2 separate regions of the Homo sapiens genome follow, and region 1 is linked to region 2. The links are chromatin loops, found by intact Hi-C in ENCODE. Cell type or tissue: PC-9. All regions are shown on one strand. Links, peaks and the distances in the headings refer to the core of each region. The heading gives the core; the rest is flanking DNA.

The links. Hi-C counts contacts between places; a loop is a spot of excess contacts. Peaks named below come from ENCODE experiments on the same cell type or tissue, not always from the same donor. Only the 100,000 strongest peaks of a DNase experiment are listed, where the experiment ranks them.
Region 1: a loop joins it to region 2, with 2.9 times the contacts of the local background. A loop is called at or near these places in 2 of 110 quality-filtered maps.

The regions. Positions count from the first base shown.
Region 1 is chr10:22,815,525-22,831,966 of GRCh38, forward strand. No RefSeq gene overlaps it. Among named protein-coding and RNA genes, the nearest start is that of ARMC3, 100 kb to the right of the region's middle. RefSeq lists an enhancer at 8,924-10,123. In PC-9, for the core only: no CTCF peak of the experiment used is centred there; DNase peaks (open chromatin) are centred at 7,807 and 9,687; H3K27ac peaks cover 2,263 bases.
Region 2 is chr10:22,593,954-22,610,395 of GRCh38, forward strand. PIP4K2A (phosphatidylinositol-5-phosphate 4-kinase type 2 alpha) reads right to left here. Exons shown (of 10, transcript NM_005028.5): 2 at 15,667-15,764; 3 at 13,974-14,070. Among named protein-coding and RNA genes, the nearest start is that of PIP4K2A, 110 kb to the right of the region's middle. RefSeq lists enhancers at 5,172-5,221, 7,523-7,682, 11,140-11,289. In PC-9, for the core only: no CTCF peak of the experiment used is centred there; a DNase peak (open chromatin) is centred at 5,278; H3K27ac peaks cover 1,635 bases.

The DNA of each region.
Region 1 (16,442 bases), core at 2,984-10,983, 220 kb after region 2:
TAAATTTTTTTTAGTTATCATACTTTATTTTTAGTTCCTATAATGAACACTCATTTCCAGGTGCTCATCACATAGGCTATTGTATAGTAATAAATTGACTTCTTTTTTCTGGTTTATTTCATCTTTGCCTACATGCTTTACACCAGAAAAATTATTCTGAAATGCAAACATCTGCACACCACTGCCTACTTAAACAAAGACACAGGACATGACCTTCAAAGATTATAAAGCAGAATTCAAATTCTGTTATTCCTACAAAGAAACTTCTGATTCAGTTTGGCTTGTCTCCTTTTTGCCTTTTGAACATGCCCCCAAATTCACTCTCCAATCCTTTCCTCCTGCCATTTTCCTGCCTTGAATCCTCTTTCTACCTTTTTTTTCCTTTCTGAGATGGGGTCTCACTATGTTGCCCAGGCTGGTCTTGAACTCCTGGGCTCAAGTGATCTTCCCACCTTGGCCTCCCAAAGTGCTGAGATTACAGGTGTGAGCCACTGTGCCCATCCCTCTTCCCTCTCTTACTGTATCTAAGCTTGCTTGTATTTAAACCTTTATCTCATCTATGGAATTTTTCTTAATGATTTTATGGCAGAGTAATCTCCATCTTCTATGAAATTGCATAATTCAATATATGCATGTCACTCATTTTGATGTTTTATTACTCTTGGCCTTTTATTACTTATTTTCCTGTGTATGTCTTCATAATCACCTCCACTGAAAATTATTGGAAAAGATGTAACACACTTTTGTATTCTCTGTGGTGCCCCAGGGGTTGGGAAAATTAATCTAGGCATCTTCTGTCCCATAGCTCACCTCCTGAATCCCGTCACGTTGACCGTAGTGTGTCACTGTGATGGCCAGGCCATCCCCAACACTACACTCCTGGAGGAGAGTCATCAGTGTGGCCCACTGACCTATTTCCTCTTCTCTGTTGTGCACATAATAAGAGTGCATTTTACTGCCCATGCTGATGCCAGGCATGGCCACGTGATTTACTCTGGCCAGTGAAATGTGAACAGATGTATACACTTCTGGGAAAATGCTTTAAGGGCCAGTTCATTCATGAGTCATCACATCCTCTCTCCTTGTCTTTACAATCTTTTTTTTCTTTTTTTTTTTTTGAGATGGAGTCTTGCTCTGTCACCCAGGCTGGAGTGCAGTGGCACCACCTTGGCTCAATGTAACTTCCGCCTCCCGGGTTCAAGTGATTCTCCTCTCTCAGTCTCCTGAGTAGCTGGGATCACAGGCACATGCCACCACACCTGACTAATTTTTGTATTTTTAGAAGAGACGGGGTTTCACCACGTTGGCCAGGCTGGTCTCAAACTCCTGACCTCAGGTGATCCGCCCACCTCGGCCTCCCAAAGTGCTGGGATTACAGGCATGAGCCACCGTGCCTGGCTGTCTTTACGATCATAAAAGCACATGTTGAGATGGAGCCTCTGGCACCCTGGGACAGAGTGACTTTGTCAGCCACTGAGATTTTGGGGTTGTCACTGTAGCATAATGTTTCTCATGCTGACTGACACAAGAAAAAGCAATCTTGACTGGGGAAGGATGAGAACTTTGCTGGCTGTATTCCAACACTCCAGACCTGTGGCTTCTGTGTGACTCATACGTGGCTGCCATTTCCCCCTCTGTCATCATCCCAGGCTGCCATACAAAATACCATAGACTGGGTATTTCATAGGCAGAAATTTATTTTCTCACAGATCTGAAGGCTGGAAATCTGAGGTCAGGGTGCCAACATGGTCAGTTTCTGATCAGTGCTCTTTTCCTGGCTTGCAGATGGCTGCCTTCTTGCTGTGTCTTCACATGGAAGAGAGAGAGAGAAAGAGAAAAAGAAAATCTTCATTTTCTTTTTGCTTTTTTAAAGACATGGGTTCTCACTGTGTTGCCCAGGTTGGACTGAAACTCCTAGGCTCAAGTCATCCTCCTGCCTCAGCCTTCTGAGTAGCTGGGACTACAGGCATGTGCCACTATATCTGATTAGAATCTTTCTTTTCTTAAAAGGCCATGGTACTGTTGAGTTAAGGTTCCAAGCCCTATGAACTTAATTAACCTTAATTACTTCCTAGAGGTCCTATCTCCAGACACAGTCACACTGGGGGGGTAGGGAAACCTGCAAACTCATATCAAGGTGCTACATTCGCACTCAAATGCTTAATTTTTTTTTTTTTTTTGAAACGGAGTCTCGCTCTGTCACCACAGTGGAGTGCAATGGCGCGATCTTGGCTCACTGCAACCTTCGCCTCCCGGGTTCAAGCGATTCTTCTGCCTCAGCCTCCCGAGTAGCTGAGACTACAGGCGCACACCACCATGCCCAGCTAAGTTTTGTATTTTTAGTAGAGACAGGGTTTCATCAGGATGCCCAGGATGATCTCAAACTCTTGACCTCGTGATCCTCCCACCTCGGCCTCCCGAAGTGCTAGGATTACAGGTGTGAGCCACCACACCCAGCCTAATTTTTTTTTTTTTTTGAGACAGCCTCACTCTGTCACCCAGGCTGGCATGCAGTGGCATGAACACAGCTCATTGCAGCCTTGACCTCCTGGGCTCCAGCCTCAGTCCCCCAAGTAGCTGGGACCACAGGTGTGAGCCATCACACCCGACCAATTTTTTTTTTTTTTTTCATAGAGACAGGGTCTCACCATGTTGCCCAGGGTGTTCTCAAACTCCTGGCCTCAAGCGATCCTTCCACCTCAGCCTCCCAGAGAGCTGGGATCACAGATGTGAGCCACCACGCCTGGCCAAAATGCTTGATATTAATTAATGAAAGAGTTATATTAGTGGTTCTCAAAATATTTCAAGTGGTTTAGTTTCTAGAAGTCATGAGTCTTTTCATGGAATACCATGAAATATTGATTTAGTAAACATGTGGAAACTAAATATAATCTTTTGTGTTGAATAAAAAAATGATTTCTTGTAGACAAAAAGGCCTATGCACAATTTATAGCAAGAGTCAAAGTTTTAAGAAAAAAAAAATACCCGTGTGAAAACCAACAAAGAAGACACTATTATTAACCTAAATTTCTCTTTGAGTTGTGAAAAGGTCATCATTATACGATTTTTAAAGAGCAGGATATCTTAGTTCTATGCACAAATATCAATATTCTTTGAGAGGCTAGTTTGGGAATGACTTCCTTTTATCAGTGAAAAAAATATATTAAAAACTGCTGTAAAAAAAAAAAAAGAAAATCTTTACCCTATACTACTACAATGTGTTTACGTATGTTTAAAATTTTTCACAATAAAAAGTTTTAAAAATTAAAAAAAAAGTGCTGTACTCTTGCCTTTCTCATGATTCACATAGGAAGAGAAACTAAATCCTGAGTTTGTATACCACAAACGAGCTGAAAAAACATAGGTAACTGTGGGATTTATCTTGTAGCCTCAAACATTCCAAGCAATAGAGAATGTTAATTGGGGGATTTCACAAACAAACAAACAAACAAACAAATGAAAGGAAACACCTCCGTTAAATGATGCTCTTTAAAACTGACTAATAACTAATACTCATTTCAGATGAGGGCTCTGCTATAAAAAGGTCTATATCCCATGATGTATTTCTTGTACCAGTGCTATAGGTTAAAAACCTTTGGTTTTATGGGAATTCATTTCCTATTAAGTATTTCTTTTAAAACAAAATATGTGCTCTTGTTTAAAAGGGCCAATCGTTTTAGTTTTCCATCATCTGAGTTAAAATGTCTTGGGACTTTTTATCCCCCCAAAATATAAAATTTCCCAAGAAATTAAACTGAAGTTAAAAAAAAATACCCCAACAACCTTGCAGATCAGACATATGGAAAAATGTTAATATATCTTTTTAAAATTTACCAAGAAAAAATTGCTACCGGGATTTTTAAAATGTGACAAATAGATACTTCACTGCATAAATGACTACAATAACATCTATTTCTATCTTCAAAAAAAGTGATTTTTCTTCTATAAGAAGTCCACTTCCATTAGCAAAGTAAAATTCTTCTAACCTTAAACTTTGAAGTAGGCTAGTCTTAAATCTGATTAAAGGAAAAAAATTTGATATGTCATAGCTTTGTCTCCTTGTCTATTTTACATTACATTACATTAGGTATTACATTACATAAGTTACATTAATAATTTATTCATCTAGCAATGTAAGAGTATGTGTTCCAGGGAAATTTTCTAGATAGCTCAAACTTACCATTATGCATCCAGCTATATAAATCAAATCAAAACAAAACAAGAAGTTTTTAAAAATGAATATATCTTGAATGTAAAGGGGCATACAATTTAACCTTTCCTCAGTGTCTTAGGGTCCTCATTATGAATGTCAGGTAAGGTGAAATACTGAAATAAAATGATATCCCCAGAGACAAAGGAGGTGTGTACAACTATTGCATGACACGAAATGGCCCCAGACTATTCTGCCTTGACACCTGAGTTCTTCTGTTTTTTTCTCATAAGCTTCTACTTCTAAAGTTACCCCAACCTTTCCTTTGTCAAAGGGTTCCAGAGTTCATCTTTACCATGGCTTACTTCTGGGTTCTCGGTTGGGTTCTATGTCCTTCATGGTTCTATTTGTGATATACTAGGAAGGGGAGATGTTATGGTCCTTTCTCCTTCTCCGGATCTCTCCTGTTTGAAGAAATAAGTCAACCGATGCTTTATAGAAACAGGTATTTAAATAAACTCATTGATTTTTGAAGGAAGTGGGGAGATGGCAGGCAAATATATCTTGTAGAATCCACATTGTGTGGAACCTGCTGTTAGCATCTCAGCAAACTCAACAAGAACTGAGTCAGTGAACAGACCTTCAAATGTGGAACTACTCTGGAGACCTGAGACCCATCTATAACTGTCTTTCTCTCTCATCTGGTTCCAAATCCCTTCCCTAAGAATCTACTCAAAGTTAGATATTCAAGGCAGAGTAGTGACTTCATAAGCAGAGAGGTAGAGGCAGTACAAGGGAACGTCACTATCCTTTAAAAGACAACCGATCATCTCAAAGTCCTTGCTGGCAGGGGAGTTGCCACTGAGGAGGAGCAGTTGACCCAGAATTCTTCATCCTGAGTTTCTCTTCCCAGGCCCCCATGTGCTGATCTTGTGGAGACACGGTTCCTCTCTGACTCTGGCCCAAGCCTCGGTACAGCCTGGGGACTTGATATCCACAGCACAGTTGAGCCATTGCAGGGGCTTGCAAAAGATTTGATAATAGATGTGACACCTTTCTATCTACTTGTCTCACTTGACTTGGAGCTTCTCGAAGGCAGAGACTGGATGTATCTCAAGCACATAATGATCAATGGTCCTTCCTCATCAAATGTTTGTTAGGGACGCAAGCTGCAGTGGGTCCTTTTGGGAATTTCTTCTTTTTTGTTCAATTTAGCACTGAATACAGATATTGACACAAGGTGAGGCTACCTAGAATTACTGTTAATCTGATAAATTTAGCTTTAGTGCATCAATTTTGTTTTCGTTGTTTATTTTTTCTAGAGACAGGGTATTGCTCTATCACCCAGGCTGGAGTGCAGTGGCATGATCATAACTCACTGCAACCTCAGCCTCCTGGGCTCAAGAGATCCTCCCAGCTCAGCCTCTCAATGTGCTGGGATTACAAGAATGAACCATCGTGCCCTGACCAACATTGTTTTTAAAATGGCAGATTAAAATAAGAAAATCTTTGATGTTCATGAGATGGAAAGTGATAATGGTCAGAATAAATATTTCAAAGTATACACATTTACCTCAATTAACTTTTGTTTTAAACACAACAGAGATGATACTGAAGTGTAGATGCTTATATTAGAGATGCTTAATATTTTTTAATCAATAAATCAAAATGAGGAGGAGCTTGAAGGATCTTTGCTTCACTTAATTCTAATGATTGTTCTATAATAGTAAGTTCCACACCATAGCCTTAGAGAAGTTACCACTTGATTAAATTTTGTAGCTGAAGGATGAATTTTTAATGTTTTCCACTATAGTTAGCCCCAATTCACTCCAGTTTAGAATGAGATTTTAGTCTAACATTAGGAAAGGGAGGTTTAAATTCCATCTGGACACACAGAAAGTGCTTGGATAGACTTGTAGGGGGGAAAAAGTGGTTTTAGTTGTTTGCCGCAAACTATTAAGATGTTTAAACAGATGGTGATCACAGTCACATGTCCTGGTGAAATGGAATTTCCTTTTCATAAATTCCTTGCAGCTTCCTCCTGATTATAAGAGGCTCATGACTTGGATTATCAGATTTTTATATACTTCCACATCTGCAATGATATAGAGGCTGCCCCAGCACTGGCCTCAGACAAGTTTAAAGCCATTTTGCAAATTCTTTCAAGGCTGGCTAACACAACTTGATCCCACCACCCCACCTCTGAAACCTTTTAACCTGTAATGGTTTCTCCTCTTTCTGCTGGGCTTTTCTACAGATATTCTGTTATATACAGCACTGGGACAACACCAATACAAATTTCACTTAAAAAAAATAAATTTAACTATGCCTAGTTATTTATAATTTTTAACAAAAATTGTTTTCCTTCTTCCCTTTCACCTTCTCTTTAAAGATGTTTCCCTGATGCCCTTTCTGATTTCGTTAGTTTTATTTATTTATTTATTTATTTATTTATTTATTTATTTATTTTTTAAACAGAGTCTCACTCTGTCATGCAGGCTGGAGTGCAGTGGTGCGATCTCAGCTCACTACAACCTCTGCCTCCCGGGTTCAAGTGATTCTCATGCCTCAGCCTCCTGAGTAGCTGGGATTACAGGCGCCCACCACGATGCCTGGCTAATTTTTGTATTTTTAGTAGAGACTGAATTTCACCATGTTGGCCAGGCTGGTCTCGAACTCCTGGCCTCAAGTGATCCACCTGCCTTGGCCTCCCAAAGTGCTAGGATTACAGGAGTGAGCCACCGCGCCCATCTGCATTACTTCTTTATCTTCCCTGTGACCTAGCTTTTGAGTAACAAGTTCCGACTATTGAGTATTATATTTTTCAAAGAGGAAGAGAGTCTGAGAGTTCACTATAAAACAGTTCTAGCTCTCATTCTACATATATTTAGATGAACACAAACTAAGTTCTATAAATACATAAGGTGGTAGATAGGGTTATTTAGCCCTTTAATAGTTCTAAATAACAGTTCGTGCTAGGTGCAGTGGCTCACATCTGTAATCCCAGCACTTTGGAAGGCTGAGGAGAAAAGATCCCTTGAGGCCAGGAGTTCGAGACCAGCCTGGGCAACATGGTGAGAGTCCATCTCTATAAAAATAAACTAAAATGAAAATACCATAGTGTCTTAATTTTAAAAAGAAACAAAAACATTTCACTTCTCCCTTAAATGCAAGGTTGTAGATTTGTGTACTTGGAAAGTTTGTGAAATATTCCATAAGTGTAAGGAGAAAGTGAAATTTGGAAGTTTATTGTGGAACCAGCTTTTTGTGATTTTATGATAGATGGAGAAGCATTCATGTACTGGCTTTCCTGTCACGGTGTCTTTTTATAAGCCAGGCACTGTCCTAGGCACTTTGCGTACATTATTTCATTTATTTATCATAACAGTCCTACAGAGAAGGCGCTATTGTTACCCACATTTCAATAGGTTAAATAACTTACTTAAGATCTGAATGGTGTGGACAGCTAGAAAGCTCCAGGCACAGGACTCCATTCAGATCAGAGTAAAGCCACAGCTTGTACTTTGTCCCATTGGGCCACATTGCCCATGTGCTGTGAGCTGACTCATTTCTCTTCTCATTGTGTCTCAGATGCCTGAAATATTACTAACTGAGATTTATTCTTTTATGTTAATGCATAGTCCCTAGTTAAAATACTAATCCTTTGGGTGGGTCAACAGGTTAAGCTGTCTTAGTCATTAATAACATTTAGTGTGAGCTGATGCATTAGATTCTTTCTACTGTGATTAACTTCAGCTAAAAATAGCAGGGAACTAGTAAAAGACAAACCATTCTCCACTAGGTGAAGATAGGTGTGTCCTTCTTTTGGCTTATGGGGATTGCTGATTTCATATCAACAGGAATTTCATATTTTACTAGTTATTGGATTAGGTGCCATTTTTGCGATATGATTTCATATGTAGCCTCTCGGAATAATTGAATTAAATACTTTGAAGTGTGTGAAGCCAGTGAACAAACCTTTATTTGAAGACTAACGTTCAACTTTGGTGTTCAGCTTTGTAGAAAACCAAACAAAACCTTCTTCATTTTTAGCTTAAGTCTCCCAAAAGTGGGATTTAAAAGGTAACCCAGCTTTTTACGAGAAACTGATCATGGTGTTGGCTCATGTTGCGATTTCCAATCTGTTTTAAATTGGGATTAATGGCTCCTTCTTTTAGGGCAGCATTTCAGTTGTATCTGCATAGCTTTCCCTAGAAAATCTGAGGCTGAGGTGGGCGGATCACGAGGTCAGGAGCTCGAGACCATCCTGGCTAACACGGTGAAACCCCATCTCTACTAAAAATACAAAAAAATTAGCCGGGCGTGATAGCGGGCGCCTGTAGTCCCAGCTGCTCCGGAGGCTGAGGCAGGAGAATGGCGTGAACTCGGGAGGCGGAGCTTGCAGTGAGCCCAGATCGCACCGCTGCACTCCAGCCTGGGTGACAGAGCCAGACTCTGGCTCAAAAAAAAAAAAAAAAAAAAAAAAAAAAATCTGCTTACTTGAAGCCTTTGGAAAACTAGGAGATTTTACATATTATTTTTAAATGGCATTTTAAGGCACTCCCACTGACAATTTTGTTAGAAGGCAGAAATATCAAGTGAAGGATAGAAATGAAAATGAACTAAGTGAACAATTGGCAACGTTTCATTTCCTTCCCAAGCAATGGAGACAGATGACCTCCAGCTCACAGTGCTCACAATTCCCCCTCAGGCCACGTCTGTGCCACTTGTCACCTCCTGCACCGCTTTCAACACTTGCTGCTGCCCTTGGCCACAGCACAGGTATGGGCAAGTGAGGAAAGATGGGGGGCTCACAGCACCTCACCCTACCTGGCTTCAGGGGTGGGTTAAGATTGTTTCTACTTAAGAACCATGGCAACAGTTTGTGTTAACTGGATCAACGTAATTCCCTTGTTATAATTAAACAAAAAAGTTTTAAAAAAATTTAAATTCAAGGAATCTGGCCAACAAGTTGGGTGTTTCTGAGAGGTATTATTAACTGGTCTGACCACTTCAGGCACTAAAATCGTGGCTGAAACATTCAGTCATGGTACACTCAGGCCAGATTGTTATTGACAACAATGCCTGAAAGGGTTTCATTTTACCTTGGACCTTGGAAGGCAACAAAAGAACAAATTGAAATGGACAGAACCCAAACAGCTCAGTGTCATTGAACATTAGAATTGTACAACTCATACCTCTTGTTCTGATTCTAGGCTTACGGATGTTCCCACAAACTGGTTTTCCATATTGTTCACATATGGGGTGGGGGCTGGAAATGCTGGTATCATTCATGATAAATGAACCAATTGGCCTGCTGGTTTATTAACTTCCTCTCTTGTGAAGTTGGTTGGTCTGAGTCCCTGAGCCCAGTCAACCCTGGAGAGTGACAGGAATGCATTTGCAAGTGTACGACTTGGGCTGTGTCCTGGACAATGATGAATTGGAACTAGCGTCACTTGGGTGATCAATCAGTTGCCCTTCCCCCAGGAGACTACCCCAGAGGTGACTGCTCACTTCCGTTTAAAACTTTTATACCAAGGTCTTAGATCTCAGAACAATAATAGTGTGTCCTCACTGATTCATCCCAGCAAGAATGTGTGATTCAGTCAGCTGTTTGGGTAAGAAGAAAATTGTCCCATGCAAATTATCTGCAAAGGTATATTAAAAGGAAAAGAGAAAAAATGTTTTGAACCAAATTATACTACATGACTGGCATAATTGTCTCAAGCGGACACAACCCTAATCGCTGAGTCTGAATATTATTCCATTTATAAAATGAAGAGGATACTAATTACCTAAACTAGTCATTATATCTAAAATTATTTTACGCAGTGTTGTGAATAAGCCCAGGAAGAAAAGCACCACTTAAGAACAAGGTAAGAAAGCATGATTCCACAGATTCAAACGATCATTTTGGGAACACCTATGATCTAGTCATGTGCTCTGCCAAGTGCTTTTGCCTGTCATTTCCCTTCATCCTGAGAACGACTCAGTGAAGTGGCTATCACTCGCATTTCACCAATGAAGAAACTAAGGAATGATTTTGTTGCAGGACTTTTCCTTAGTTCAGCTAAAGATCGGATTCTTGTCTCTCCCACAGCCATGAAAATTTAGGCTCGCAGATGGTTTAAAGGGTGAGTAAAGCAGGGTTTTATTGGGTGAAAAGGGGAAAAAAAAAAGGGGAAACAGGGACTCTCACAAGGCCAGAGTCCCTCTGCTAGAGCACTTCCCGCCAGGCCATTTGAATCCCAGGTTCTGCACAGGAAGAGGAGGGGCCACGGCCTCCCCGCTGCAAAGGGCGTAAACTTCCCTACCCTCCACCTTAGAGGGCGGGCTGGTTGGAGTTTCCCCAGGGATTCCCCTCCCACCTGGCTGCCTCATTCCCTGCTCTAAAGAAGTACACCTAACTGCCCTTAGATTAAGGATAAGGACAAAGACCGATCTTAACTGCTTCCTACTGACAGGAGGCTCTGTTTTGGGGAAAAGGCAGTCAGAGCTCCCTCAGAGGGAGCTATCAGCTCCTATCTAAGGGTTCCTGGCAGAAGGGGCCATTGTCAGAGGCTCTGGTTGCATGACCGTTTGGAGTCTGATGGCCTGAAGGCAAGAACAGACAAACCAGTTTATTAGAAAACATGTATCAAAACAAAACAAGGGGAGGGGTAAGGACAGCTCAAAAAGCTTTTACCAGTTTGCACAGGGAGGGAAAGTCCAAACGCCTGACTGGTAAAGACACTTTACCCTTTTGCCACGATGTTGGGCTTCTGGGTTCCCTTCCCCCGAGTCCAATCCTAAGCCAACCAGTTTAAGGTTTGGGAAATTAACAGTTTGGAGGATGCATCTGAGGGGAGTGTCCCGTAGTAAGGAGAGACACAATTACCTATCAGTGAAGGGAGAACCGAGGAGAAGAAAGGAAAAAGAACGTGTTTTTAAGGGAGTCCCAAGGATCCAGGATGCATTTGAAAGGGGTACAGACTGAAGATGAATGGCTACCCATCTAGAAAGAGGGGAGCAGGCATCCTTGGTTCCCTTCTCTTCCTAGCAGATACCCGGGGCAAGTAAGGGAGAGAGGGAAGAGCGTCCTCTTTACATCTCGCATCCTTGCAGCCCCGAGCCCTGGAGACCTTGGCAGGCACCACCATGAATGCCAAAGCGGCTTGCACCCATGAAGCAGGGGGTCCCAGAGAATAGGAATTATCCATTTTCACCTATGCCCCTATCCCACCTACTGTCAGTAGCCTCGGAGTTCCCTGGACCTCATTTATGCCATGGATACTAACGTGGCCTTTATCCATGAAACAGGAAGCTTGGGGTTGGCTTAATCGGCAAGAAACAGCTACGCTCACCTACGCTGTGCCTTTTAATCTCTGCTGCCATCTGCCTCTGGATCGCTCAGATCCAGTTTTCTTTCCAGGGCTTTGACCCAAAGCTTGAAATTGAGTCTGGGACAAAAATGTGTCTTAGGGGGTATTGCATGGACTCCTTGTTATAAGCCGAATGCTACGGTGAAACTGTGGAACTGAGTCCTCTTCCAAGGGAGAGAAAAGGATGTCTTGTGACACACCCAGATAACCGGCGGCTATAGTTATGCTTGCTAGGATTTGGATGGATGATGCTTGGCTTTGTTTAGTTCCCTTGGTTTTACTTTCCCAAAAAGGAAACCTCCAGGTGATGGGCACCCTATTTATTCCATCACCTGGCAGGATTTGCAGGATAATTGCTCAGAACTAGAATATTGATCCGGATTTCTACATTACCCATCCCTCTTGTTCTTTCTGACCTGCAGCCAGGGATTGCTGGTTGGTTCAGAGGAGCAAGCAGGGTTAGTCTGAAATGTAGGTGAAAACTTAAAAACAACTAATGATTTTAGGATTTAATGACAAATGTATGGTAAGCTTTAGAACATAATTTCTCTCTCTCCAGTCCTTATTTTTGTTAAAAAAATTATGATAGGACTGAGTGGTTTGCAAAATAGACTTTAGTCTTATACTTGGCCTGATTATTTGCTTAAAATGCAGCAAGAATAACTATTTCTGCATAGGCCTTTTGGATTGGCTTTGTTGGAAATGTTTTCCACAAGGAATCACAGATGAGACCTTTTTAAAGCTGAGCCGAGCCATAGGTTTGCATCCTCAAATACCCGTGAGTTGGGTGATCCACTCCTCTTAAGGTTCCAAGATAAACTTGGAGCTCCTGGACCTGTTAGAAAGTGACATTCTTTAGTGACCACAGGTCAGGGACCCTTTATAGGGACTGCATAGACAAGGGAATGAGGCCAGTTTCCCTATGGGGCTTTTATTGGCTCTGCAAGTTGAGCTTGACTCCTTAAAGGGAAGCATATCCTTCCAGTGAAAGCCTTGGTAGAATAACTACTTTCTCCAATTGTGTCCTGTTGCAAAAGAAAAATGGACTCTTATTGCACTGATGCAAACAAATATATTGCCATAAGAATACTCACAGATAGTTTCCAAATTCTAGAGGAACCAGGCAGAGAGAGACAAACATGCTTCAAATTTTGTTCATAGGAGTATGCTTTACTCAATTATTAAAGGCTGTAAATAGTTCAAAATAAGTTTCCTTGACTGAAAAAACATGGATTAGCCATATTCCAACCAAAAGTCAAAAAAGTTACTTCAGCGTCCTGAGTTCAGTCCATTTAGTTAACTCTTGTTTTGCTTCATATTTGTGAGCATTTCAGTTCTTCGTGAGTCCTGTGCATTTTCCTGTATTCCAATGTTACTATATCCAAATTCATCATAAACCTGCATTTCAGAGCAGCTGTCAAAGTCTTACAGCTTACTATAAACCATCTTTTGAAAAGGATTAAAATAAGACAACAACTCTCTGTCAATAGCAACATGTCCAGGGTAATTACAGTTAGAAACAAAAATGACAAAGAAGTTTGATTATCTCCATGGTTTACAATAACTCAACAAAACCTTAATTATAATTGATAGCATATACTCAGACATCAGAATTTTAGAAATCCCATATAATTTTGCAACATATATTAGAATTATTCAGCAAGATATACCTTAAAGAACATTGAGCATCATTTTGGCAATCCCATGTATCTAAACATATCAAATAATCCTGTTTATCTCTCTTTTCTGGACACTTCAGGGGCCCTCTGAAGTATTTGAAAAGACAGGTGCTAGGGAAGATAATTTTGAAACTGAGGTTTGATTTTGGGAAGGATGTTGAATGTTTGAGGTTTAAAACACTTGATATTATGAAATACAATTCCAGATTACTATAAGTTATTTACTTTGCCAAAATGATGACTCAGAAATTTTAAAGAAGCAAAAGCCTTTTTTAAACCCCTTACAAATTTTGCCAAAGAGCAGATTAGTGCCTTAGGAAAACCTTGTTATGCTTTTATTTCAATGCTCAATTTACAGAAAAACCATATAATACCCTTTTTTGAATGTAGTCAATATGCTCACACAGAAAACCTCTTTTGCTAGATAATTTTTGCAGTTTTTCCACCACTTCTTTGAACCTTCAGCTTTTTCCTATTTTAACTCAAAACAATCCTTTAACCCTAGGCAAAAGTTTACATTTCCATGCCTTCTCATAACCTTTTACTAAAAAACACATTTTAATGTTCTTACACACCTTGCATGTAAATCAATTTCTAGTAGTTTCAATTAAATCCTAGCAATTTTTAACTTTAAGACAAAATTTAGTAAGTTGCTTTAATTGTATGCTAACTGCAGCCAAGTTTTGCCTTCTTAGTTAAGGCGGTGGTTAGTTCCATGTGTCCCCAAGCCTTACCAATTGTGAAGCCAGCAAGTCAAATTGTTCTCAAAACCCAAAATGCAGTTTGTAACCTCCAAACACTTAGCAAACCTTTCATCTCACCTGCATTTTACCAGTAGTCTTTAGGGATGTTCATATTTCTTAAAGATTAAAGTTACGTGAACTGAAATGTAACACAGATTTTTATCTTCCCTTTAAAAAATATTAGATCCAAGTGCTTGTCTTACTTTAGGCCAAAGTAATTAGAGCTCTTTTTTTTTTTTTTTTTTTTTTTTTTGAGAGGGAGTCTTGGTCTGTCGCCCAGGCTGGAGTGTTGTGGCGTGATCTCAGCTCAGTGCAAGCTCCACCTCCAGGGTTCACGCCATTCTCCTGCCTCAACCTCCCGAGTAGCTGGGACTGCAGGCGCCAGCCACCACCCCCGGCTAATTTGTGTGTGTGTGTGTGTGTGTGTGTGTGTATTTTTAGTAGAGACGGGGTTTCACCGTGTTAGCCAGGATGGTCTCGATCTCCTGACCTTGTGATGCCCACCTCGGCCTCCCAAAGTGCTGAGATTACAGGCGTGAGCCACTGCGCCTGGCCTAGAGCTCTTTTTACAGACATCACACACAGTACACACACAGACAGGCAGAAGAAAACCCAGTCGATGGGTGGGGCCCTTTAAGAGACAAGGCTAGGGCCGGGCACGGTGGCTCATGCCTGTAATCCCAGCACTTTGGGAGGCGGAGGCGCGCAGATCACGAGGTCAGGAGATCGAGACCATCCTGGCTAACACGGTGTGAAACCCCATCTCTTTTAAAACATACAAAAAATTCGCTGGTCCTGGTGTCGGGCGCCTGTAGACCCAACTACTCAGGAGGCTGAGGCAGGAGAATGGCGTGAACCCGGGAGGCGGAGCTTGCAGTGAGCCGAGATCATGCCAGTGCACTCTAGCCTGGGCAACAGAGAGAGACTCCGTCTCAAAAGAATATAAAAAAAAAAAAAAAAAAAAAAAGAAGAGACAGGGCTAGGAAAACTTGCAGACATCGAATTTGAGAGGGGCATCCCCTCAGGAGGGATTGCTAAACAAAGCCTTGCCAAGCAGTTACCAGCCATGCCCTCAGGATGGAAAACAAGATGGAGACTTGATTTCACAATCAAAACTGAGAGAATACAGTGATAGTTTGGGGTGGTGGTAGGGGGCGTCTAGCCTAGTATAATATCTTCTAAAAGAAAAGAAAGATTCTTTTGGAAGTTAACTTGTGGGCCAGGCACAGTGGCTGAGGCCTGTAATCCCAGCACTTTGGGAGGCCGAGGCAGGCGGATCACCTGAGGCCACGAGCTCGAGACCAGCCTAACATGTTGAAACCCTGTCTACTACTAAAAACACAAAAATTAGCGGGGCATAGTGGCAGGTGCCTGCAATCCCAGCTACTGGGGAGGCTGAGGCAGGAGAATCGCTTGAACCTGGGAGGCGGAGGTTGCACTGAGCTGAGATCGCGCCATTGCACTCCAGCCTGGATGACAGAGCCAGACATCTCAAAAAAAAAAAAAAAAAAAAAAAAAAAAGTTAACTTGCTGATGGGGTAGAGAAGGGGAAAGCAAAGAAACATTTTAAAAGTACCTGTGGAAGAACATCTTATTTTTATTTTTTATCTTATTTTATTTATTTTTTTTTTGAGGCGTAGTCTTGCACTGTCGCCCAGGCTGGAGCGCAGTGGCGTGATCTCGGCTCACTGCAAGCTCCGCCTCCTGGGTTCACGCCATTCTCCTGCCTCAGCCTCCCGAGTAGCTGGGACTACAGGCACTCGCCACCACTCCCGGCTAATTTTTTCTATTTTTAGTAGAGACGGGGTTTCACCATGTTAGCCAGGACAGTCTCGATCTCCTGACCTCGTGATCCGCCCGCCTCAGCCTCCCGAAGTGCTGGGATTACAGGCGTGAGCTAACGCGCCCGGTCGAAGAACATCTTATTCTTATGCAAGTGGTTCCTCCACCAGGGAAACAAGTTTAAACTTAATTACTGTCCATCCGATAGAGTTAAACCCCTTGGCCAGGGAAGGGGAAGGCTGGGGGAGCCTCACGGGGCTGGGAACCGGCCAGCGGGCTGTGCAGGACTCTTGGGCCATGCATCCCAGCACAAGGAGGGATGGGGGAGCAGAGGGAGCTGCTGCTCACTGGTGAGTCCCGAAAAAGAAAATGCCACGAAAAGGCCTGAAAAGGCCCAGGAGCTATGAGGGGTAGGGGCATGGTTTCTCCCACCCTCAGAAGTCCGAGGATGAAAAGTCTTAGAAGCAACAGTGAGAGGTTTTGAGTCCCCATGTGACTCACCGCTTCTCCAGCCCATGTTGCATGCCAAAAACGTCGCAGGGCTTTTCAGTGGGCAAGCTGGTTGGAGTTTCTCCAGGGATCCCCTCCCACCTGGCTTAATTGTTGATGATTTAGTAACTCGAATAAGGTCAGGCGTAGAAAATGGCAGAACCAAATTTTAAACCCACATCCTCTGCCTTCAGGTCTGGATTACACTTGCTTATATAACATACTGCTTTCTTAT
Region 2 (16,442 bases), core at 1,737-9,736:
GGACAGTATAACGTCCTCTCATGGGCCAATAGGGTGAATCAAAAGCTGCATAGTCAGTGCATCTCAAACTTAACAAGCAACTGAATCACCCAGGGATCATGTGAAAATGCAGATTCTGATCCAGCAGGTCAGGGGTGGGGCATTTTCAGAAGTAGATGCTGCTGCTGGAGTGGGTCTGCAGACCACACATGAGAACCAAGGTCTACAGAATGGTGTTTACCCTGTGTTTTACTGGCATGCAGCACGTAAAGTCTAGCGTATTAAGTACATTATAATTACAGACTTACCGGCACTCATGCCTTTCCCATTATATTCTCTACACCTCTAGTTCGATTAAAATGGGAAACTTTATAGTTCAGAATAATAATTCATGGCATTTACTTTACTAATTAAAGAAGGGTTTAATAATACTATGTACCAGTACCAGGACAATGTACAGGGTTTTTTATTTTTATTTTTTGAGACAGGTTCTCACTGTGTTGCCCAGGCTGGAGTACAGTGGTGCGATCTTGGCTCACTGCAGCCTTGATCTCCTGGACTCAAGTGATTCTCGTGCCTCTGCCTCCTGAGTAGCTGGGATTATAGGCATGTGCCACCATGCCCAGCTAATTTTTTTATTTTTAATAGAGACAGGGTTTTGCCATTCTGGCCAGGGTGATCTCGAACTCCTGGCCTCAAGTGATCTATCTGCCTGCCTTGGCCTCCCAAAGTGCTGGGATTACAGGCATGAGCCACCATGCCCAGCGCAACATATGGGTTTATAAAGGGCTGGAAACGTAAAAGCAAATAATGTAGGAACTCCTTAGCTCAGATACTACCTCTTCCCCAGTTTGTGCCTTTTCTTTCAATTTCAAAGGCATTACTATAATCATATATGCAGACACTGGATTAGGATATCAGCCATGTCTTCACCCTGGGATATAAAACCTTAAAAATTCGAATCTTGATTCTGTCTCAAATCACCATTTTAATAATCCACGTGAGTAGCCCCAACCCACACTATCTGAATATTTTTAAGGTTCATGAACATGAAATAACCAATGAAGTTAGGAACACTGTGTCAAAACATAGAATGTACCTTTCATATCACTATGAATATAAAAATACATAAATCAAGTGTATTAAAAGCCTTATCTGATAAGGAGGAAATCAAAAGAGTTCATGCAATTCTATACAAAACACCTGATCCTTGGAATGATTCTAAGGCCTGGAAAAATCCAACTCATTATTTCATATTTATTTTCACAATATTCCTGTGAGAGAGGAAAAGCTAGATCCATTTTTCCCACCTCAAGATAAAGAAACTAGTGTACAATGGAGCCAAGCAATGTGCCTAAGATTCCTGTCTAAAGCTTTCTATGAACTAACCAAAAAGGGCGATTTACAAAGATAAGACTAAACTTCTGTCATCATAATCATAGACTTTTTGTAGCCTTTAAAATAAAGTAAAATTGTTTATGTATTTTTATTATCATTTACTTTCTTGCCTTCTTCCAAGGCATGCAGCAGACATGTGTTTTTAAAGGCAGCACAGTGGCTCATGCCTGTAGTCTCAGCGCTTTGGGGGCTGAGGTGGGCGGATCACTTGAGGCCAGGAGTTCGAGACCAGCCTGGGCAACGTGGTGAAACCCGGTCTCCACTAAAAATACAAAAATCAGCCAGGTGTGGTGGTGCATGCCTGTAATTCCAGCTACTTGGGAGGCTGAGGCACGAGAATTGTTTGAACCTGGGAGGCAGAGATTGCAATGAGCCGAGATCACACCACCGCACTCCAACCTGAGCAGCACAGGGTAATGGTGAGGGCACTGGTCTGAGATCTAGAACATTCATCAGTTCTTGTAGATTGCATTTAGTCTCTTTGAGCCTTAGTTTCCGGGTCTATGAAGTGATGGAAAATAAGCTTGGGGAGAGAACAGGCTGAATTAGACCTCTACCTTGGATCTTTTATGACTCTAAAAATGGATTTACTCAGCCGGGCGCAGTGGGGCACGCCTGTAATCCCAGCACTTTGGGAGGCCAAGGCGGGCAGATCACCTGAGGCTGGGAGTTCGAGACTAGCCTGACCAACATGGAGAAGCCCCGTCTCTACTAAAAATACAAAATTATGCAGGCGTGGTGGGGCATGCCTGTAATCCCAGCTACTCGGGAGGCTGAGGCAGGAGAATCGCTTGAACCTGGGAGGCGGAGGCTGCAGTGAGCTGAGATTGTGCCATTGCACTCCAGCCTGGGCAACAAGAGCAAAACTCCGTCTCAAAAAAAAAAAAAAAAAAAAGGATTTACTCGAAGACTCGACTCGTTGCTCTAGGAAATGCTGTAAAGCATGGGCCTCGGAAGGTGACTCAGGACAACCGTCCCAAGAAACAGAGTCCGATCAGAAGACAGTACAACCATCATCTCAGCAGGGGCCTAATGATGGTTTAGGACACCTGGGCTGAGATGAAAGAGAACATGCAGTGAAAATAACACTTCACAGATTCCAGATGTATTCAGGACAACGTCAGCTAGAACGAGCACATGAGCTCAGGGAAGGAGGTCTTATATCTTCAACACAGTCACTGTGCTGCCTCAAAACAGTCTATCTACTGACACTGAATAAGAAACTCCTCAGTGTGCTTTGTTTTGTTGCAAAGGAAAAAGGAATCACAGCATGATGTTGGATGCTTGGACAAGTTGGGAGGCCCTTGATGGAAACAGAGCTTGGGAGTGACCTTCAGGTGCCCCCGAGGGGTCCCTCCATGTATAAATAAACCTCAAAGAGCATTAGAGTTGGAAGCAACCTTGGAGATGATTCCAAACCACTCAATATACAGATAAGAAAACAGACCCAGAGAGCAGAAATGACTTGCCCAACTCAGTTCTCCAACATCAGGTGGGCTGGTGTACATGGAGGGCCCTGCAGGGGCCCTGCCCAGAGCCTCCATCTCCCCCTGCCGTGCTGCTTCCCTGCCTGGGCTCCAGAGTATGGTGGGCATTATGAAGGGACAGTCATTTTTCTATAGTGACATACACCTTCTAATGCCAATTTAGAGTGTGAGCCAGCTGGCACAAAACCAAACCTGTCTTCAGGTTTTCGATTTTGCCAAGTAAAGTGTGTAGAAAATATCAGTAACAGCCACAGTGCTAATGCAGTCCGGAGTCTGTTATTTACACTTTTATTAACATGTGTACAAAGCTATCTGAACTCATTCTAGGACTGTTCATTACTTTACATTAACTGAGTAGGAAGAGTAGGAGCTGTCTTCTCTCCACGCAGGAGCTGAGACAGATGTGTTTGTGGAATAAGCCTTTGGGACAGGAAGACCGTGCTGCTGAGCCCTGGGCCCAGAGTCAGGCACTCACACAGCGTAACACAGGGCTGAAGGAGGACCAGCACTTAGCATTTCCTGTGAGTCCTGTTGACTGTGGTGACGATGTCAACCCTAAGAATTCTTCACATTTCTGACCATGTGGCACACTGCATCATGTCTATTTAAATTAGTTTATGTGGTCTGAGAATTGTCGGAGGTTCTTGTTTTCCTCCTGTCACTGGTTTCTGCCTTTAGAAGACTGTCCCATCCACTTTCTCTGCTTACAACTCCACAGATTTTCTTCACAAAGAATGCCAAAGTTGAAAGGAGCAATCTTTTATACTGGGAGTGCTGAATTCTGGGTTACTCTATATTCTATATGCACTCTCTATACTACTAAGCTGGGAGGATTAAAAAAAACGAGAAGGGAAAAAAAGAAATTAAGATGAAATTTGCAAGTTAAGACCAGCTCTGCATGGAAAAAAAAAAAGCCTAGCAGAAGACACCATTTAGAAAAATTCTTTCTCTTCTCAATCACCTAATTTAAAAGGGCAAATCTGAGATGAAGCTGATCCTACCTAAGGCCTTAAAAACACCCTTTAGAGGGCTGGTTTAGTCCTCTTCATCTCCAAAGTAAAATATTCACTTTCTGGAACACTTACCCTTATCTACCTGTCTGTCTTCAGGAGAAAGCAGCCAGATAAAATTACCCAGTGAAATCCACCCAGGCTTTGGAGAGATCTACTCTCATTAAAAATCAAATTCCTTGTCATGGACACACTTGGAGAGTTATATGGTCTGCAATAAAGTGACATTATTTAAATTCAAAATTGGGGGCTGGGCACAGTGGCTAATGCCTGTAATCCTAGCACTTTTGGAGGCTGAGGTGGGAAGATCACTTGAGGCCAGGAGTTTGGGACCAGCCTGGGCAGCATAGTAAGGCTCTGTGTCTACATAGCATTAAAAAATTAGCCGGATGTGGTGGTGCGTGCCTGTAGTTCTAGCTATAAGGAAGGCTGAGGTTGGAGGATCACTTGAGCTGAGGAGTTCGAGGCTGCAGCGAGCCATGATTGTACCACTGCACTCCAGCCTAGTTGACAGACAGAGACTCTGTTAAAAAATAAAAACAAACAGACAAAATTGGGGATTCTGCACCTATCAGTTCAAAAGTGACAGTAAGTTATTTCCTAAAGGCCTCAATAATAACTTACATGTTAAAAGGAGAATTTAAAATTTCACAAGGAAGTTTCAGATTGAAAATTCCCAGCCCACAAGGTCTTCCTTCTATTGCTGGCCCCTGCTCACTTCCCTGTGACCTCTCAAACCAGACATGGGCAAAGGACATAGATGACGACAAAACAGAATGGACCCAGGAAGCAGCCTCAGAGTGTCAGGGTGATCCATCTCAACAGCAATGGGCTGAAGTCAGGGCTTTGCGTCCTCCCTCCAACTCACCCTTCCCACCTCCCTTACTCTGTTATCTGATTATCTGCAAAGAAAGACAGCTGGACTTAATGGTCTCTAAGCTTCCTGCTCATTCTTCTAATTATTATTCTGCTGTCAGTTTGTAGAGACTTAGGGAATGGACGATGATTTACTATTAGTTTATGGGAAAAAAATCTAATAATCAACATGCACAAACTGCAAAAATACACTTTCTTCATTGGCTATTCCTTTTCTTCTTTCTATACATTTGATAGTTTCATATTATAAATTACGAAATTAGTTAAAGTCACCTGTTCTAAATAAAAATACTGATACCATAACCCATCCCAAAAAAACAACAACAGCCAAAATCAACTTTGGGAAAAACTGTCTCTTATCGAATAAATTAAACTAGTTTCAACCTTTTGGGAAAAAAACGTCTCTTACTGAATAAATTAAACGAGTTTCAAACTCCAAGCATTCTTCTTCCTTGAGATATGACTCACATATCATATGACTCACCTATTTAAAGTATACAACTCAACAGTTTTTAATGTTTTCACCAAATCATGCAACCATGACCACAATCATTTTTAGAGCATTTTCATGACTCCAAAAAGAAACCTGAACCTATCTGCAATCACTCCCATTCCTTCCCCTATCCCCCAGCCTAGAAAGGCCACTGATCTTTGTCTCTATATATCTGCCCATTCTGGACATTTCATATGGATGTAACCATACATTACACAGGTGTTTGTGACTGGCCCAAACATTGATCTTTCAAGTGCCCTAGCCTAGACACACTCATCCACCATGAGGCTGTCTCTGGATGAGTGAGGTGACCTGGCAAGTGCTCTCTACTCAGGCCAGCACCCATACACGATTGCAGTGGACACATCACAGCCAATAAATGTTGCTTCTAAGTTTGCTCCTAGCATAGGGAGCTAGAGAAAAACGAACAGTTGGACAAACATTCAAGTTCTAGGGCAAAGCTGTATGATGCAGGGCAGGTAAGAGTATGACAATTTAGTTCATTTTCGCCTATTTTGCAACGTGGTGAATAAATGTACTTTTCCCATAGCCAAATACCTTTCCTACCTTACACTATCCTAGCTCAAACCACAAAAGCTGTTTGAGGCTCTGGTGCTATCTCGGTCCTCTCAACAGCAAATAAAGGAAGGCAATGATAGATGAAGCTCCCTCTGTAATGCCTTTTTACATTTATAACTGGAAATTTATTGTCCTTTCCCTTAAGAAAAGGATTAACGATGCTGTCCTTTCCCCCTTCCTCTAAACGTCTGCGCTGAAGATGTTTATTTCCGCAGTCGGAGGTCCAGGATTAGTGGAGCCCCCAGAAGGGGGAAGGAAACATAAATGTCAATTTAATTAGCTCATTCTTACCGCCAATCTTTTCTCTCTCTCATAAAAGTGTCCTCATTTAGTAACAGTTACTTTTCCCTGCATTTTTTAAACAACCAAGCATTTTGCATATTTAATTCTCTTGAACTAATCACGTAAGTCTTGTATAATTTGTTTTTTTTTTCCATTTTGATGGTCGTTTGTATACATTCTGCTAAAAATCATGTATGAAAAGTTTTCATTTTTGGTTGAAAGAGGGGCCACTTAAACTTTGCCATGCTCAAATGTGTAAAGCCACCCTCGTATAAGGGAACATGCCAATACCGTGCAGAACTCACGTGACAGCCATCTCCTCACGGTGGCACAGTAATAGATTTAGAGACCTGACAGCTGGGGGGCCGGAGAGAGCACTGTGTCCCTCTCCTCATGTTATGGATGAGGAAACTGAGACCCACCAGGGGTGAGTGAGTATCTCATGGTCACAGCATCAGTCACTGAAGATCCAAGACTCAACCAGGCCTCCTAACTTCCCGGAAATATTCTTTTCCCCAACCCTGGCTACCTGTTTCATGGACTGGAAATCTGGAAACCAATCACTGCCCTGCTGACAGCTCAGGATTATGATTACATGCCTCGAATCACACGGCCCAGGAGACAGGAGCAACTTGTCTGGAGAAGGCTGCTTTCTGGGTCTGCAGTTGACATATCTGAGCGAGCACAGATGGTCCTCTGACCCCGCCAGAGAGTTGAAGACCAATGTGGAACTTGAACATCATCATCAAGGATTTATTAAATGCCCACTGTGTTCAAAGCCCTGTGTTAAGCTCTTGGGGAATTTCAAAGAAAATCTAAGCTGTGATCTCAAGTGAAGAATAGCTTTCATTATAGAGGGGAGCAAGACACAGTGCAATTTAACACTTATCAATAATGAAACAACTTATCAGAAAAAAAGAATATAAAAATGAAAGGCAATGACCAACAGAGAAAGCAACAGAGTTGCAGAAACTTCACAGAGTGCCATGAGATCATCTTCTAAATCTCAGCTGCTGTTTCACGATGATTAAAACACCAGGGACCCAGCCTGGGCAACAGAGCGAGACTGTCTCAAAAAAAAAAAAAAAAAAAAAAAAAAAAAAAAACAAACCAGGAACATGTCCCCAAGGCTCACGGTAAACACAGCGTTTAACCTGGAGAGAAGCACCCAGTAGCAAGGATGACTGGCTGTCAGCTCTCTGTCAAAAGCCACGAGGCAAAACCCAAAGCAGGTTTGAGGCGGGAAACACAGGCTAACAGGAAGCCTGGGGTCCCAGGTGGGGGCAGGTGGTGGTAGGAACAGTAATTTGCTCAGTTCATAAACAGGACTTGAAACAGTGCAAGAAATGCCTGCTGACCCTGATGGGCTGTGAGGGAGCTTCCCCCAGTCTATCAAGAGGCTGTCCAATCAGAGAGGGGCCTCCCTTGGGTCTCAGCCTCAGTGCGTCTCTGAGCAGGGTGGAGTTTCCTTCCAGGGCAGCTAACCTGTGAGGACAAATGGAGCAAACCCAACAGGCAACTACTAGTGATAAAGGAATGACAGTGCTTAGGCATTAGAGGAGCAAGCACAGGGGTGATGGTGTAGGTTGAGCATTAGAGTTGGACCAAGGAGGAGTCCCACAAGCACGACTGTGCCAATCCTCACCACAGCTGGACCTCTGCTCCAACCTCATTCAGAGTTGTGACCCAGAATGCCCAATGCAGGCCACAAGCCTCACCAGGTATCCTACCACTACGGTAAGTCAACAGGTCAAAAACTCAACTCCATCTTCCTTTCTATCCACCTGTAGCCCCAAACATCCCTCCCTCTGTGACCCGCATCCCTGCTCTCTTAGCTTTCAGGTCCCAGTGCCTCTGTGGCTCTTGTCCTTTGCCACTGGCCACTGAACCTGTGGGTTTACTTCTCTCAATGTCTTTTCAAGCTGCTCCGTGCTTTACATGGTGGGTGACGGAGGCTTGGCTCACTGGGATTTCATGGCCTCCTGATTTCCTTATCTCCCTTCTATGCATTCTATAAATTACAATGCAGTTATCTTTAGAAAATACAGACCTCGGGTGGGTGCAGTGGCTCACATCTGTAATCCCAGTACTTTGGGAGGCTAAGGTGGGTGGATCGCTTGAGCCCAGGAGTTCGAGACCAGCCTGGGCAACATGGCAAAACCCTGTGTCTTCAAAAATTACAAAACTTAGCTGGGCATAGTGGCACATACCTGTAGTCCCAGGTACTCAGGGGGCTGAAGTGGCAGGATCGATTGAGCCCAGGAGTTGGGAGGCTGCAGTGAGCCAAGATTGTGCCACTGTACTCCAGCCTGGGCAACAGAGTGAAACTCTGTCTATAAAAAAAAAAAAAGAAAAGAAAAGAAAAGAAAGAAAGAAAAAGAAAAAAGAAAAGAAAAGAAAATACAGATGTCATGACATTGCCATTCCCCTGAGCAAAACCCACAGGGCTGCTCGCTGGCAGCAGAATCGGCCCAGTGTCCCTGGTGTCTTTGTGTTTCTTGCTATTTTAACATCTTTATCTCCCACTATTCTGCCACCATCCAAATACCTTCACATTTCATGGGCTCTCCTGCCTTCCGCTTGGGCCCAGAGAGTTCACTTCTCTTCAAAGTCCCCATTAGCCCTCACTCTCTTTCACAAGTATTTCTTATTTACTTATTTATTTTTCATGTTTTTAGAGATGGTGTCTCACTGTGTTGCCCAGGCTGGTCTCGAACTCCTGGGCTCAAGAGATCCTCCTGCACTGGCCACCTGAGTAGCTGGGATTACAGGTGTGGCCACTGTCCTGACTGCAAATATTTCTTAAGTGCCTGCTGAGCCCAGCATTGTGCTCAACGGGTGACAGGCAGCCAGCAAACACAAACACTGCTCCTGCCCTCAGGCAGTTTAAAGTCAAAAGTGAGAAATCTACAAGTGAAAGTTTCAGAGGATAGACTTGATATTCTAGAGATAAAGGCAGAATTCCTGCTGCCCCACTTCAAGTTTAGTATACACTGAAGGTCTTAACACTTTAGAATTTTATTTCTAAACTTGAAATAAGAATATCAAAAGTTTAAAATGTTAGCTCTTAAAATTAATTATTTTAAAATTAGAATTCTCTGTTACAAACACAAAGAAGAAAGGGCATCAGATGTCAATAATGAGGGATTCTAATTCAGGAGTCACAGTAGGGGAAAAGCAAACCTGGTATTATCCTCCACAGTGAACAAGAGGCCTCACTTTCAAATGTGTGGTCTATTTAGGTTTAACAGCATCAGCTCCCTCCTGCATAACTTTTTGGTTTCTGGGAGGCAACCCTCTCTGGCAGCTACTAAATGTAACTGAAGCCTCCGTTTGACTTCCCAGGGCTGTTTAATGTTCTTCATGAAAATCTGCACCCCTCTTTCCAGTCTCTCTGGGTATAAACATAAGAGACGATCAAATGAGTATAAGAGACTGGAAAGAGGGGTGCAGATTTTCATGAAGAACATTACAAATCAAGATGCTGGGTTTCTGTAAATCTCGTTAGCATCTAATACAGAATCTGGTATGCAATAGTTTTTAAAGAAAGTGATGCTTCACCCTTTCTTCTCTCTGCATTCCCTAAAACGGCTAGCACAGAGCCTGACATGTGGTAGGTACAAACAAATACTTTGACTGGATAATTATGCATGAAATCCCAGACCTCAGGGTGATCAGGGCTTAAGGGGGCAGTGGTAATGGTAGACACAGGACTGCGGCTATAGTCACAGAACAGGCCTCCCAGGCAGCATTCATCCTGAAACACACCTTTAAAGTATGACGATGGATATCATGCTGGCCAAACAATGATCAGAACCTTGATGACACACTGATTCAACCCTGAGCATATTACAAACCTATCATGCAATTTAAAAATGCCCTAATGAATTGGAAAAAGTTCTGAATCTAGAAGCACTGGTTACACACATGCGCGAGCACACACGCGCGCACGCACACACACACACACACACACACACACAGAGGTTTACATATGTATGTTACATGGTACTGTGGTACTGTTATTAACAATGGATATTCTAGAATTGTTCTTTGAATTTGTCTTTAACAACAAGGAAAAGTCATTTTTAAAAGATATTCCAGAAATCAAAACCAGAGGAAAGATACAAATGTTTACTGAGAAAGCAGGAATGTTTTCATTTTTCATTTCATTATCCTTTTCATTTATCTTAAAAACTTTTTAAGAAGTTTAAATTCACCAGTAGGGGTCAACTGCATAGGTTACTACTTAACCATGCTCTGCTTTAATCAGAGTGGTCTCCACAGACCAATACCTACTTTTTTCAGGTGTAGCAAAAAGGTGGTCACACAAACAAGACAAGTCGGGACCATTTACCCACTTGGCTGAATGGAAAGGTCTGAATACGAGATAAACCAGACGATGGAGCCCCTAACCACCACATTGATTTAGAGCCGCTTGTCCAAAATGCAAGCAGTTTGGAAAAATAAACACAGCAGGCAATGCCTGTTCCCCTTCAGCTATCCAGTGTCCTCCAAAACACTATGAGAGCCTAGGTCACTGATCCTACTTTCCAAGTCAGTTGGGAAAGAGTATTCAAAAAGCAGCTCACATTGATAAGCTCAGAAAGAGAGTTGGTTTTTTTCCGATATACGCAGTCTTCAGCAGCCAGTACCCAGGAGTGACAGAGGCGGCCGGTGGGAGACTCTACTCAGCAAAGGCACATTGGCAAGCTCCAGGAGAGGAAAACAAGGTTGCTTTTAGTCATTTGGCGCCACATGTGCCAAATGATACCTGTTACTTGAACTGGGCATGAGGATTGAACTGTCTGGGCAGTAACAATGTGCCAGGCAGCTGAAGCCCCAGGTCCTGGCCCCTGCCCGCCTGCCGCCTGAATCCCTGCAGTATACAGGGGCCTGCGAGGTGACCCTGGAGCCAGAGCTGTCACAACGACCCTCCTTTCTTCCAAACCAAGTAGCCAAAAGACTGGGATACAGCCCCAGATTTACGATCCTGTTTTCAGCTGGAACTCAGGGTCCCTGACCCTACTGAAGAATTTTAAGAGGTACAGACACTGGGAAAGAAATATACGACTGAGGAGGGAAGAAGAGTATACCTCTGCAGTACTGAAGTGACTCTGAATACACACTTTTTCTTTCTTTTTTTTCTTTTTTTAATAGAAATACAGTTGCCAAAGAGAAAGCAGCAGGCAGAGCTAAGGAAAGGAGGAGTGTTCGAATGATTAATCACACTCACACCACTCTCCCCAACAGGGAGCTCTCATGTGAAGAGTTTAACGGACTTGCCAATTAGTTACTTGTGAATCATCCTCCACTTGCCTAATTTTCTTTCAAAGTTTGTACTCAGCAATTTGTACTGACTTCAATATCAACTTACGTAGTTTTCTTTGTAGGGCGAAAAAAAGGGAAGGAAAACCAGTTCATGTCTTTGCATTTCAGCAACTAAATTGGTCATTTGAGGAAATTTTAAAAACTACTTTTCTCTGCTGCAGTGCAGAACTCAGACCATAATGGGTTCATTTTGGATCTCATTTGACAGAATTGATTATGACAAGAAATAGAAAGACTTCATTTCAATAATGAATTGAGGAATCTAACAAGATAAGATAGATGCATGGGCCCTCAAAAGTCAGTTTCTGTGAAATGCCAGTGGAATTGTTTTATTAAAACAAAACCCAGCCAAACAAAAAAAGGACGTGGAGAGAAGGAGGAACACACTGGTGTTCAGCTTTTCTTAAGGCAGAGGAGATTTTCTTAAGACACTGAAGCTATCTGCTGTTAATTCCTTTAAAAAAAAAAAAAAAGCACCTAGTTCATTTTCAGGTGGCCTCTTTAAATTTAGTAATGGTTCTAAAGTGATACAGAATTATTAATTTTAACTTCAGAGAAATGCTTTTTACTATTCTAATAATTTTCTGTTAAAGTTAATTATTTTTACAGCAGTAAATTTCAAGTCCATAATTGTGATCTAAGTTCTCTCTTAAAAATTAAGCCCCAAGGCCAGGTGCACTGGCTCATGCTCTGGGAGGACGGCTTGAGGCCAGGAGTTTGAGACCAGCCTGGGTAACATAGTGAGACCCCAATCTCTACCAAAAAAAAAAAAAAAATTAGCTGGGCATGGTGGTGCACACCTGTAGTCCTAGCTACTCTGGACGCTGAGGTCGGAGGATCACTTGAGCCCAGCAGTTTGAGGCTGCAGTGAGCTATGATCACACCACTGTACTCCAGCCTGGGCAACAGAGCAAGACCTTGTATCAAGAAAAAAAAAGAAACGCCCTAACAGGAGTGTTGGCTCCCACGCAGTTTTAATAGCAGATGAGCAACCACATCCTTCCTGTCCCACTAGCCAGCCCTCAGCTCTTCTGTGTACACAGAGCCTCAGCTCAGGGTCTGGACCTCCATGTAAACCACAACCCCAGGCCATCATGAGACAATGTCACCGGCAGCCTGGTCAGCGCTGCTTTCTCCAAACATGGCAGCCTCTCTCATGCCTGAGTAAACATATGAAAAATTCCTGGAAATTTTTGGCAATGGTACAGAGAGGGCAGTGGGAGCACAGATCTTTAGGAAAGTGTGCTAACTATCTCAGTTTGCCTGAGGGACCCTATTCTTCAGAGGAAAATACAGGGTAAGCTGTATCAGTACTCAATCTGTAGTCACCCAGGGTGGCAATATGTCACTTAATGCAGGATAAATTCAGATCTTAAATTGAGGGCAGATTAGGACTAGATTTGAAGGGACTTAAGTCAGTATATGCTGAGCATCCTTTATTTGAAATGCCTGCAGCCAGTCGTATTTCAGATTTTTTCAGATTTCAGAATATTTGCAAAGATAATGAGATATCTTGGGGATGGGACCCAAGTCTAAACACGAAATTTATCTATTTCATATACACCTTATACACATAGCCTAAAGGTAATTTTATACAATATTTTAAATAATTGTGTACATGAAACAAAGGCTGTGTTGAGCACTTAACTGTGGAATTTTCCACTTGTGGCATCACGTTGATGATCAGAAAATATTCGATTTGGAAGCATTTTGGATTTCAGATTTTCTGATTGGGATACTCAACCTGTCCCTTGGATTTCCACTTTTAAAAAAAATCCTTAGCATTTACGAATCTGGCTCGCTATATGAAACTTGGGTAACCAATGTCAAATCCTTTCTCAGAAAAAAATGATCATGGCTCAACAGTTATTTAAAGAGTTAAAACAGATGTTTAAAAGTTAGAATGAAGGACCAGGCCAGTGTGGGGAGGAGAGCAGCAGTGCACATTTTTACGTGGTGGGAATCAAGATGAAGAGGAAGATGTACCACAGGACACGCCCAGGATGTTGGGTTCCTGGTGCTGACCACAGTGCTATGGTCACTCCACAGTCCAGCACTGCAGTGCACAAAGGGTGCCCTTTGACAAAAATGCTGCAGCAAGAGTCTGACCAACTTGAAAAGCAGCAAATCAGCAAGATAAAGATTCCTGAGAGTCCTAAGTAGCCTCTACGAAGATACAAAACATGCACACTCACACAGGCTACTGACATGTCTGACAGCAGAAATTAACAGGCAGCTCTGCTAGCCTGTTAATTTCCACCTGGAAATGAGAGTATTATATAAAACCCTCACATGCTCAGTCTCCTTCCAAAGAAAAGTAATATATTTTCCTACTGACTTTTATACCGGTATCATATGTATAGAGGTCCCCAATCAAGAGAACACTTTACTTCAGCATGAACATTAAAAACTTCTTACACAAAATGAAAATTACTATTATATAATACTTTTATTGACAAAAATACAGATCCCAATTGACACAGCAAAAGTCATGGCAAAACCCATTTCCTACTGGAAGCAAATGTTACAAACGCAACTCACCTGGAAATCTTGATCATCAATTCCAAACCTCTCCCGCAGGTTACGGAAGACCATCGGGCAGTATTCCTTAAACTTGAAATGGCTCGGCATGTTTTCTCTGAAACAGTCACAGCGTGGAATAAAGCTCAGAGAGAGTCAATCAGACTTGCATCTGCCACCACTGAGTTCCACAGGTAGCCAAAGAAGGGTTCAGAGTTCACTGCCTACCAAAAGCACAGGTGTGCTTCCTAGAACCAGGTACAACCCGCAGAAAGATCCAGGAGACACAGGGGGCCAGACGGATGTCTGTCTGTCTCCTTTGTCACAGGCACGCTTGGACTATGTGACCTCTTTAAATCCTGGCCACACACTGCAGCCATTCCTCAAAGAACAAGAGGTGGGGAAGGAACGGGCCAGGCAGGGGGAGCAGTGAGGGAAAAGCACAATGGCGGGAGAGTGAGTTAGGAAGAGGCAGCGGAGCAAGGTTCCCTCTCAGCTACTGCTGAGGAAAGGAGGGCCACTCCCTCACCCCCCTAAAAGGCCTGTTTTATATAAATGCCACATTCTAAATTTGCTTAGAGGAAATTCCCTGAAAGTCAGCTTCTAAACACTGTTATGAGAAAAATTAACATCAGCTTCACATAAGGACAATGGCCCCCTGAAGAAATTTCATAATTGGCCTGGCATGGTGGCTTACACCACTCATTTGTAATCCCAGCACTTTGGGAGACTGAGGTGGGAGGATTTCTTGAGGCCAGGAGTTTGAGGCCAGCCTGGGGAACATAGTGAGACCCCTGTCTTTACAAAAAGTTTTTTAAAAAATCAGCTGGGCATGGTAACCTGCACCCGTAGTCCCAGCTATTCAGAAGGCTCAGGAAGGGGGATTGCTTGACCCCAGGAATTTGAGACTGCAGTGAGATATAATTTCACCACTGCACACCAGCCTGAGCAACAGAGCAAGATCCTGTCTCAAAAAAAAATTTCATAATGATCCTCACATGGGAGTGATTTGAGGTTCACCCTAATCATTCAGAATTGTTTCCCTCTTTGTGTTCCCACACAACCAGATAAATTAAATTATACATATGCACACACCCCTCCCTTATCATACTTTGCACACTGAACTATAGCAGTTTGTATATGTGTCAGTTTTTGTACTCTGAGCCCCTTGAGGGCAGGGCCGTGTCTTCTATATCATTGCATCTCTAGCTCTCAATGGACCACCTAACATATAATAGGTGCTTCATAATGACGTCTAAAACAACATTCAAATGAAGGAGGAATGTTATCAATGCCCAACATGGCATCTAATTGTGCCTTATGAAAATGTACCTTGGGTCTTTATTGTTCTAAGATGGAGTCATTGCTGTTCATAAATCATCATTTTCAAAGTTCTGTGTACAAGAGCAGAGGTTCATAACTGCTCAAAAATCCAAGCAATTTACAGCTTCAAAAATTTGAATTATAATGAGAATATCACTTTCAACGTATAAGATATTCATAGAGAACAATATGCCATATGGCAAAGGATATTATCCCAGAGAGCCTGCTGTTGCTTCTCTAAAAATGACAGATGGTTATGTTTATCACAGGATTAACTTCATCAGCAAAACTTTACTCCCACCCATTGACAAATTATGTGATTACAAAAATTCACAAAACTTGTACTCCTAGCAGCCACGCTAGTCTTATGAAAGGTCATACTTGTACTTACTTGTTAAAAAGGTGATTGTCCACCTTTATTTTTGAATAGGCTTTGAAGTCATCTGGCATCAACATAACAGGGATTTGAACATGGCTCAGTTCATTGATCTGGAAAAATATAAAATAAATAGCATGGGTTATTACTATCCAGGTGAGGAGGACTTGACTTGAATGTGTACCTTGGGAAAAAAAACATGGTGGACACAGGAACTTCTCTTCCCACCCACCAACCCACCCTCCTTCCCTCTGCCATCATAATCTCTCTTCCTGCCTTCCTCATTCCCACTTCTTATGTCTGTCTGATGCTGGGTCCATGGTGGCCACCGGACGGCAGTGGTGAGGGAGAGTCAATCCTCATGCCACCTGTCCCTGCTTCTTGCCCATCCACTCTCCCTACCTTCCCTCCACAACCTCATCCCACAGACCCTTTGGTCACATGTCCAGGACAACTTCCTTCTGTAAAGAAAATGTTATCTGAGAAAGAAAGCTTTTAAATTTTTCACGTAAATATTTGTTGGATTAATGGACGTGATTTATATATTGAACTCATCTGTGTGCTCTTTACTTCCCTTACAGGAACTAAGTTTAAAAATAAAGATTGGGGTGGGGCATGAATTTACCAAAAGAAGAACCTCCATTCAGGGAAGGAAGAAGACACGTGGTCCCAGGACTACAAGAGAAGGAGGTGGGTTGGACATGAGTCAAGAACAAAAGCAAAGATGTGTTTCCAAAGGACAAAGGGTAAGATCAAGTTCCAGTGAATGAAAGGGACAGCTTTGGACACAA